Linked DNA regions of Mus musculus: all the other regions are linked to region 3. The links are chromatin loops, found by intact Hi-C in ENCODE. Cell type or tissue: left cerebral cortex. All regions are shown on one strand.

Evidence for each region. Hi-C counts contacts between places; a loop is a spot of excess contacts. Peaks named below come from ENCODE experiments on the same cell type or tissue, not always from the same donor. Only the 100,000 strongest peaks of a DNase experiment are listed, where the experiment ranks them.
Region 1: it touches region 3 in a loop (3-fold over the local background); 12 of 42 quality-filtered maps call a loop at or near these places.
Region 2: it touches region 3 in a loop (7-fold over the local background); 16 of 42 quality-filtered maps call a loop at or near these places.

Annotation. Positions count from the first base shown.
Region 1 is chr10:19,490,232-19,492,731 of GRCm38, forward strand. It overlaps Gm33104 (predicted gene, 33104), which reads left to right. Exons shown (of 4, transcript NR_152784.1): 2 at 724-786. Among named protein-coding and RNA genes, the nearest start is that of Gm33104, 4.8 kb to the left of the region's middle. In left cerebral cortex, CTCF peaks have their summits at 1,449 (motif pointing right) and 1,655; a DNase peak (open chromatin) is centred at 1,450.
Region 2 is chr10:20,124,420-20,126,919 of GRCm38, forward strand. It overlaps Map3k5 (mitogen-activated protein kinase kinase kinase 5), which reads left to right. Exons shown (of 30, transcript NM_008580.4): 24 at 533-718. Among named protein-coding and RNA genes, the nearest start is that of Map7, 45 kb to the right of the region's middle. In left cerebral cortex, a CTCF peak has its summit at 1,034 (motif pointing left); a DNase peak (open chromatin) is centred at 1,021.
Region 3 is chr10:19,906,040-19,908,539 of GRCm38, forward strand. Pex7 (peroxisomal biogenesis factor 7) reads right to left here and starts at 1,635. Exons shown (of 10, transcript NM_008822.2): 1 at 1,420-1,635. The coding sequence starts at 1,534. In left cerebral cortex, a CTCF peak has its summit at 1,319 (motif pointing left); DNase peaks (open chromatin) are centred at 100, 1,398 and 1,651; H3K4me3 peaks cover 858 bases; H3K27ac peaks cover 357 bases.

The sequences.
Region 1 (2,500 bases), 420 kb before region 3:
AAAGACACTTTATTTTCTTATTCTGCAGGAGTATTTCTAATATAATAAGACACCGAGACTGTGTTTAGCTCAAAGTCTATATGGTTGACTCCAAAGTTCAAAATTGCTTTGTTAGATGTAAGCCTTTGTCCCTGGACGGACAGGCTTCTGTCTCTTAGGAAAGAAAATTAAGTTGTATTTTCTATGTGGTGGTTCCTGAATGCAGAATTTTAGATCCGCTTTAATAAAACACGTGGCTGTGTAAGATTTTATGTTAGTAACGGTGATGGAAAGAACATTGATTTATTATTATTATTATTATCATTATTATTATTATAGAAAATTTATGATCACAAATTCAGCATCTATCAAAGAGTTTGGCCACAGTGCACCAAAAAAGCCTCCACCTACTGGGCAATGTTACGACAGGGCAAGATAAAAGCAAAGCTGGTTCCCTTCTTCCCATCACAACAAAAAGGTCGATAAAGCACACACTTGATATCAAACAGAGCTTCCTGCTGGCTTCAGTTACCTGGGAGTCTGGAGCCTGTGGTTTGAGTAATGTTCTGTCCACAATGCCGGGCAGCAGAAGCATAGAGAGAATGTCGGGCTTCCAGCCGGCTGAGCGAGCGCCTAACAACTTCAGACTCATTCTTTATTCTCCATCAGAAACGATAGCAAATGTGTTAAAAGGAAAAAAAAAAGTATTCACCGATCTTCTGATGTTGCCTTTTTTGGTGCTAGGAATTGTGTAACAGAGGTGATCCAGACGAGGTGATCCGCCCTTGAGCTACCTTCCAGGGTCATGTAAGTTTGCAAAAGAACCGAAAAGGAAGAGTTTTGCATAGTTCCTCTTGAAAACAAATGGTTTTTGTTTGTTTGTTTTATGTTTGTTTGTTTGTTATTGTGGAAAATTCCTGAAGAAATAAGATAGAGGTTGCTGGGGTGGGCACTGCAGATGACCAGGTGAAAACAGGACCAAACAGAGTACACATGTGCAGCATAAGTGCAAACATTGTAACTTTTATCTCTTTGATCCTGAGAAATTTTGTCAAAGTAATGACGTTAATATTTTTAAACTCTATATTTTGGTATGCAATAGGACATTTATCCTAGAGTCCATAAGAATGATTTTTTTAAATATGAATGCTTATATCAGTACTAAAGAGGACTCTGCTTGAATCCTCAGGTACTTACCTCATTTTCAAGTGTATCAATTAAAAAGATTACATAATAGGTGCTCTGAGTGGACACATAATTTTCTCACCATTTCTAAACATTCCTACCAAAAGTATAACGTTTAGCTGCCACCCAAACGGTGGAAATGCATATGTACATCTGCGACTTACAAACTGTGTTTTGAGAAACGCTTGTGAGGGAATGCTGCAGCTGCTGATAGGTTGACCTTTAGATTAAAGGAAGGAGAAGACAAACAAAATTCTGGCATGACTGAAACAGAGTGGTAGAAGCCCCGGAGAAGGACCACCAGGGGGCAGCATCCTCAAGCGGTTGTGATGGGGTGAGGCGCCCCCCCCCCCCCCCGCAAGGTTGTTGGTTAGCTCCAGCTATTTAGAACCAGAACCGTTTTCTGATTTCCAAGTTAAAACCCCTAAGTACAAAAACATGTGTCCCCACCCCCAATGTGAAACGGACGAAATTCAAAAGCAAAAATAATACTTTATGCAGCTCAGCATGTACCCTACATCGTTCTGAGCGATGTACATGGATCAAGCAGCTGCCATGACAACCTTTGCAGTGTAAACACTGTTGCTAGTACATTAAAATCACGTGTGCATTTATATGATGCATTGTCTATGATTTTTAATTGAAATTTACAAATGAGGAAACCGGGACACAGAAGTTTATCACGTGCTCATGCCATACAAATACCAAATACCAAGTACCAGAGCTGAGATTCGGACCAAAAGCTCTGGCCCAGAGATCAGATCTGAGACTGAGCCAACAGACTGAGGCTCTCAAGGCAGTGTTTCCTTGTTGGCGCACTATCAAGTTCAGCTACCAGCGCAAGGTCCAACTTATGGCCTTGTCTGGAACACAGCTTCTGTGTGCTGAATCTCTTGAAAACACTTCCCCCGAAAGTTTTACCCCAACAATGCTGCTTTCTTCGTAATCGTGGCTAAATTCTCAGCTCTGGCCAACCAGCATTGAGTATCCAGCAAGGATTTTACTTTAGTAGTTCTGGTATCTTGTTCATCACAGATGGTTCTTCATCCCCAGCTAACCAAAACTACAGATCCTTCACACAAAATGTCCTGTAGAGTCTTTTCTTCCCGCTGACACTGCACAAGCTAGGCCTCCAGGTTTTTTTTTTTTTTTTACTGTTTGCAGCAAGCTCTTACAGAAGTGACTCAATGGCTTTTCTAGCCCCAAGTTTCACAGAACAGTTCATCCTCAAAAGCAGTGAGGACAGGAACTCAAACAGGGCAGGAGTTCATTCAGGGCAGGAGCTGATACAGAGCATGGAGGGGTGCGGCTTACTGGCTTGCTCCTCATGGCTTGC
Region 2 (2,500 bases), 220 kb after region 3:
GAGAACCATGGTGTGTGAGTCCGGAAGACAGAAAGCTCCACGGTTCCTTCCATCTTTGCTCTTGCTTGGCTGCTGCTGTTCGTCTTGTGCTGCTCGTCTCTGCTCTATCTTCTTCTCTTTCCATTGTCATTCTCGACTCCCCTGCATCTACTCCCGTGTCCTTGGGTGCACCCCGACCCTGGGTTGTGACCTTTCTGCAGGCAGACTCGGAGATTAAGATTCCATGGCTCCGTGCCCCTCTCTCACCTTAGTGTCCAATTAAAATTCCCAACAGCAGGATTCTCACCGCCTCAACCTATCCCCATCTGGGCACAGCCCAAATGTGCCCTGGCTACCGACCAGCGTGGGCGTACGGCTGTTTCTCCAAAGACTGGTTACTTCTGGCAGCAGTGATGGCTACTAAGGGGAGCCACAGGGTTCAAAGCATGTTGGGGAAGGCCTCTCGGAGCAAAGGTCTTCTGAGAAAAGACTGAGAAGGGGGAGCTCGCGTGGAGTACAGAGTGACTGAGGCCCTGTCGGGTTTTATTTTCAGGGTGCTGAAGAGCCTAAACTAAAGTGGGAACACATCACAACCCTCATCTCGAGCCTCAGAGAGTTTGTGAGGTCCACTGACCGAAAAATCATAGCCACTACACTGTCCAAGCTCAAGCTGGAGCTGGACTTCGACAGCCACGGCATCAGCCAGGTGCAGGTGGTCCTCTTTGGCTTCCAGGATGCGGTAAGTGCACGGGCCGCCATTTCCCCACAAACTCTGCTCAGGGTCGGTTGGTTATAGAAATGGGATACAGTTCAAATTCTGTTCCCTCTCATTTACTCGGTAAACTGCATTCTCTTCGGATGACAGATGTGAGGTATTTATTGAGTTCCCTCAAAGATAAGAGACTCACACAGCTGAACCACCATGGGAAACAGCAAGGCTTACAGACATTCATTCCCAAGACTGGGTTTCTCCTTAGGATCATGTGTGGGCCTCTAAAGCATAGTGCACATTAGTCGTGTTTTGTAATGCTGAACAAGAAGTGCCATCTAGTGGCCACTGAGAGAAATGCACTGTTACACCTGGGAATGCTCAGTGTTGAAATGCTCTCTCTCCCCTCAGCCCCCAAGGCTTTTCTCTGGTTTCCATATAGGACATTCTTAACAAGTTCATTTCGTAAATATCCACTATTTTCCCACCATAAATATAGTTTGGAAAACAGGCAGTTGGTGAGTGGAAACTACTCGTGATCTAATGAGAGATCACTGACAGTCTTATGCAAGACAAACCAGAAGTTATTCTGCAAGTCTGATTCAAAATAGACCTTTGTAAGCCACTGTCAGACACACAAGGTATGGGAGGCAGGAAAAAATATCTGGTGGTGCCTGTATGCAAATATAAAATTGCACTGTGTGGTTTTATTTAAATGTTTAATATTAACTTGTAATGTATTACTCCTGTGTTAGGTAGTTTCTTGACATTTGTATTTGAAACAAGAAACAATCCTCCATTCCAAACTGAATCTTCATCCTTCCACAGTCACTGGTGTTCTGAGTGGAAACGACTTGGTGTTTCTGCTGTGTGAAGAACAGGAACAAGATTCTCCTGACTGGACCGAGGTCCTAGAGAATCCAAGCAGGGCCTGTCACTAATATTAAATGCTAAGGCATGCTTACACTGCAACTATGGCAACCCAGCCATCTACCATCCAGTGCAACGATGTAGCTGATTTGTGCCTGCCCACACATTGGCTTCTGGGCAGGAGGTTGGGGAGAATTCAGAGTGAGAGCTAGTTAGCTGTAATCCTGAGCCTTGGGCCCAGGTCAGACATAGTCATGCAACTCGCTCAACCCAGTTTCACTCCTGGCCTGTCAAGTGCTCTTGTTGGGTAATACGCTGTGTAATGCGGCAGTGAGCAATACGCTGTGTGATGAGGGGATGTGCAGGGGGGCCATGGCTATGAAGGATTCACACTTGAAATACTCCCATGTTCTAAGTGATAGCCTGGTTAGACACATAAGCAGGCAGATCCATTTAAGAAATGGAGGTACTGCAAGCTCACTCTGAAAGAATCCCCTGGAGCAAGTGAGGTCCAAGAAGTAGTTCATTTCCTTGGGAGCAACTGCTATGCGAAAGGCCTCAGGCCGGCTCTCTCCTAAACCGGGTCGTTTGGATGAGGCTGGACCAATGGAAAGACTGAGCTGCTGTCATTCTGACTCTTGGCACGAGTTTGGAGCTCAGCCACCATTTTCCAGCTTCCACCTGGTTCTCTAACCGCAGCCCTGCTTACATAGGTGACATTGTGAACCGGGAAGAGTGACCCAATCCAGATGTTAAGGGAATTCTGTCCAACCTTTAAAAAGGAAATTCTGGCACAGGTTATAAATGTAGATGAGTCCTAGGAATGTCATGCTAAGTCAAACGGGATGGTCTTTAAAAACGACCAGAGAATTCATCCTCTGACTTTGGGGAGGTTCCCGGAGCACAGACCACAGGGATGGACGCAGGTCAGGTGTGCAGCAC
Region 3 (2,500 bases):
TACAGAACAATTAAAAGTTACATAGTATGCTTCAGTCCTTAAATATCCAACTTACCATCTGGCCAGACTGGAATCGGAACACCAGTCTGGGGAAACGCATCAGAGTGCCAACTCACACCGGGCCTGGTGCTAGGCACGCAAACCTTTCAAGCTGGAGCTAATAACAGAAGACAAGGAAGGCTTGTGCTTACAAACCCCCAAGACTGTGGTTCTCCCCTGCTGATACACGCAGAACACACCAATCACAGCATTTTAAGACAGTATATGTGGAAATACCATATACTCGTTGGTCAGGTGTTGAAAACAACATTAACTTCAGTTATGTGCCAACAATCAATAATTTTTGCTGAAAGACTAATGTCTCTTTCTCTCCCCCATCTCACACTCCATTAACATCTGTTCAAAGGGAATCTGCACTTGAACTTTACAAGGTAAGATGACTAATTACTATGCTCACATGCACATTCAACTGTTCAAACTAGAGTCTTCACAGAATTTCGCTTTGAGTTTTTGTGATCAGTGAGGTGGGTAAAGTGTTAAAGATCTTCCACTTAAACGTAACTGATGAAGAAGAAAAAAAAAAGTCAACTGTCAGGTCAGAGACCCGACCCCTTCCATGTGCAGAGCCAGCTTCTAATCCCAGTACCCACTTGGCAGCTGACAACCATCAGTAATGGATCCAACACCCTCTTTGAATCTTCTCTTCTGACCTTAGCTGGCACCAGGCATGGTTCACAGACATACATACAAGCAAAAAACTCAGACACACACACAAAAAATCTCTAGAAAACAATTCCTAATTATACCAATTTCTTGTAAGAAACCTTTATAAAAGTCTAAAGTTTGATGGCCAAGAACTGTGAACCCAACCGTGAAAGCACTAAGCACTAATGGACAAACTATACGGAAACAAGTTTATTTACCACTACTTTTCAGAAATCGTATTTTTTTCCTGCAGTAAACAAGTATTACAGATCACTGACATTATGCAATGGTTTGCCATACACTGCTCCTGTGCATAAACAGCAGATGGGGTATAAGTTAAAATAAATGGCTTGAGCACTTAGACATCTCTGCACATTTATCCACTTCCCCTAGAACAACTAAAAGCGAGCACAGAATTTTCTAGTTTTTTTTTTTTTCTTTTTCAAGAAAGGGCCAGCGTCTCCCTAAGTCTCTGTTGAGGATGGCTTTGAACTGGTGGCTCTGTTGACTCCACCTTGCAAGTACTGACAAGTGCATCCTTCTTACAGAAGGGAAAGGACTAGCTGTAGACTTCCCCTGGGCTCCAATGCCAACTCCGCAGAAAGGGGGACCTAGGAGGGAGGGCCGAGCTCTGTCGCCCCCTGGCGGTGGCGGCGGCACCGCGCGCTCAGCGGCGCGTCCTACGCCCGCCCCGGAGGCGCGGCCCGCGCTCACCCGCGATGCCGTAGTGCTGCGCCGCGGCACAGGCCAGGCGGCCCGGCAGGTACGGAGAGAACTCGGCCGCATAGCCGTGGCGGCCGGGCACCCGCAGCGTCCGCGCCGCGCTCATTCCGCTCGCCCGCCGTCACTCGGCCTCCCGGCCCGAGCGCGGAAACAGTCTCGAGGTAGAAGTGCCCCACTGCGGCTCACTGAAAGTCCAGGAAGGCCGGGCGGAAGTGACGACGCCGACGCCCGGAATCCTAGATTTTGATTGGGCTACATAGAAAAGGGAACTGACGCCGCGAGGACCATTTTTCTTTTGGGCAAAAATCCAATGATTTGCTCTAACTAAAATCAACTGGTCTTTCAGAGATTATTCTAGACCTAAAAGAGAAGATACTCGCTAGGAGTCACTTCAGACAGTTGTTCACGTTTAATTGCAACCTCCATGTTTTTTTTTTAAATAAAAACCTTGTGTTTTTATTAATTGCTTGAACTTTAAAACTTTGCTATTCTGACATTTTCCTGATGGTTACGAAATAAAAGCCACAACAAACTCGGAAAGCAGTTAGTGAGTCCAAGGGCAACGAATGGAGTACTAGGTTGCCCAAGGTAATTTGAATCCAGACAACAATGAAGTTAAAGGATAGGACTATTATCATGTGCAATTTGCGGTCTATAGGTTTTATGTAGTTAGTTGCACTATGCAGATATATTCCAGTAATTAAGGAAGACTTGGGCTCATTAATTTCTTCATTCAAATGTTTGCCAAGCATATGCAATGTGGTAGATGAATGTGCAGTTTGCCAAACCAAACACTGAAGAGTGAAAGAGACTTGTTAATCATTAAACCAGTCAACCTGCACAGACCAAGTCATGTACCAAGCTTGGTGCTAGACTTTTGCATTCAAAAGACCCACTGGGATACGTGGTTGAGCTCAAGAGATTACAAGACTTGAAAGCTGTCAAGTGTAATCAAAATGCTATTGATGCTGTGATGAATATACACAGATGTTTTTAGGGTAGGGTGTCAGGGAACATTTTAGAAAGGAGATAATCTAGGGTGAATTCATACAAATGACTTTCTCTAACTAAA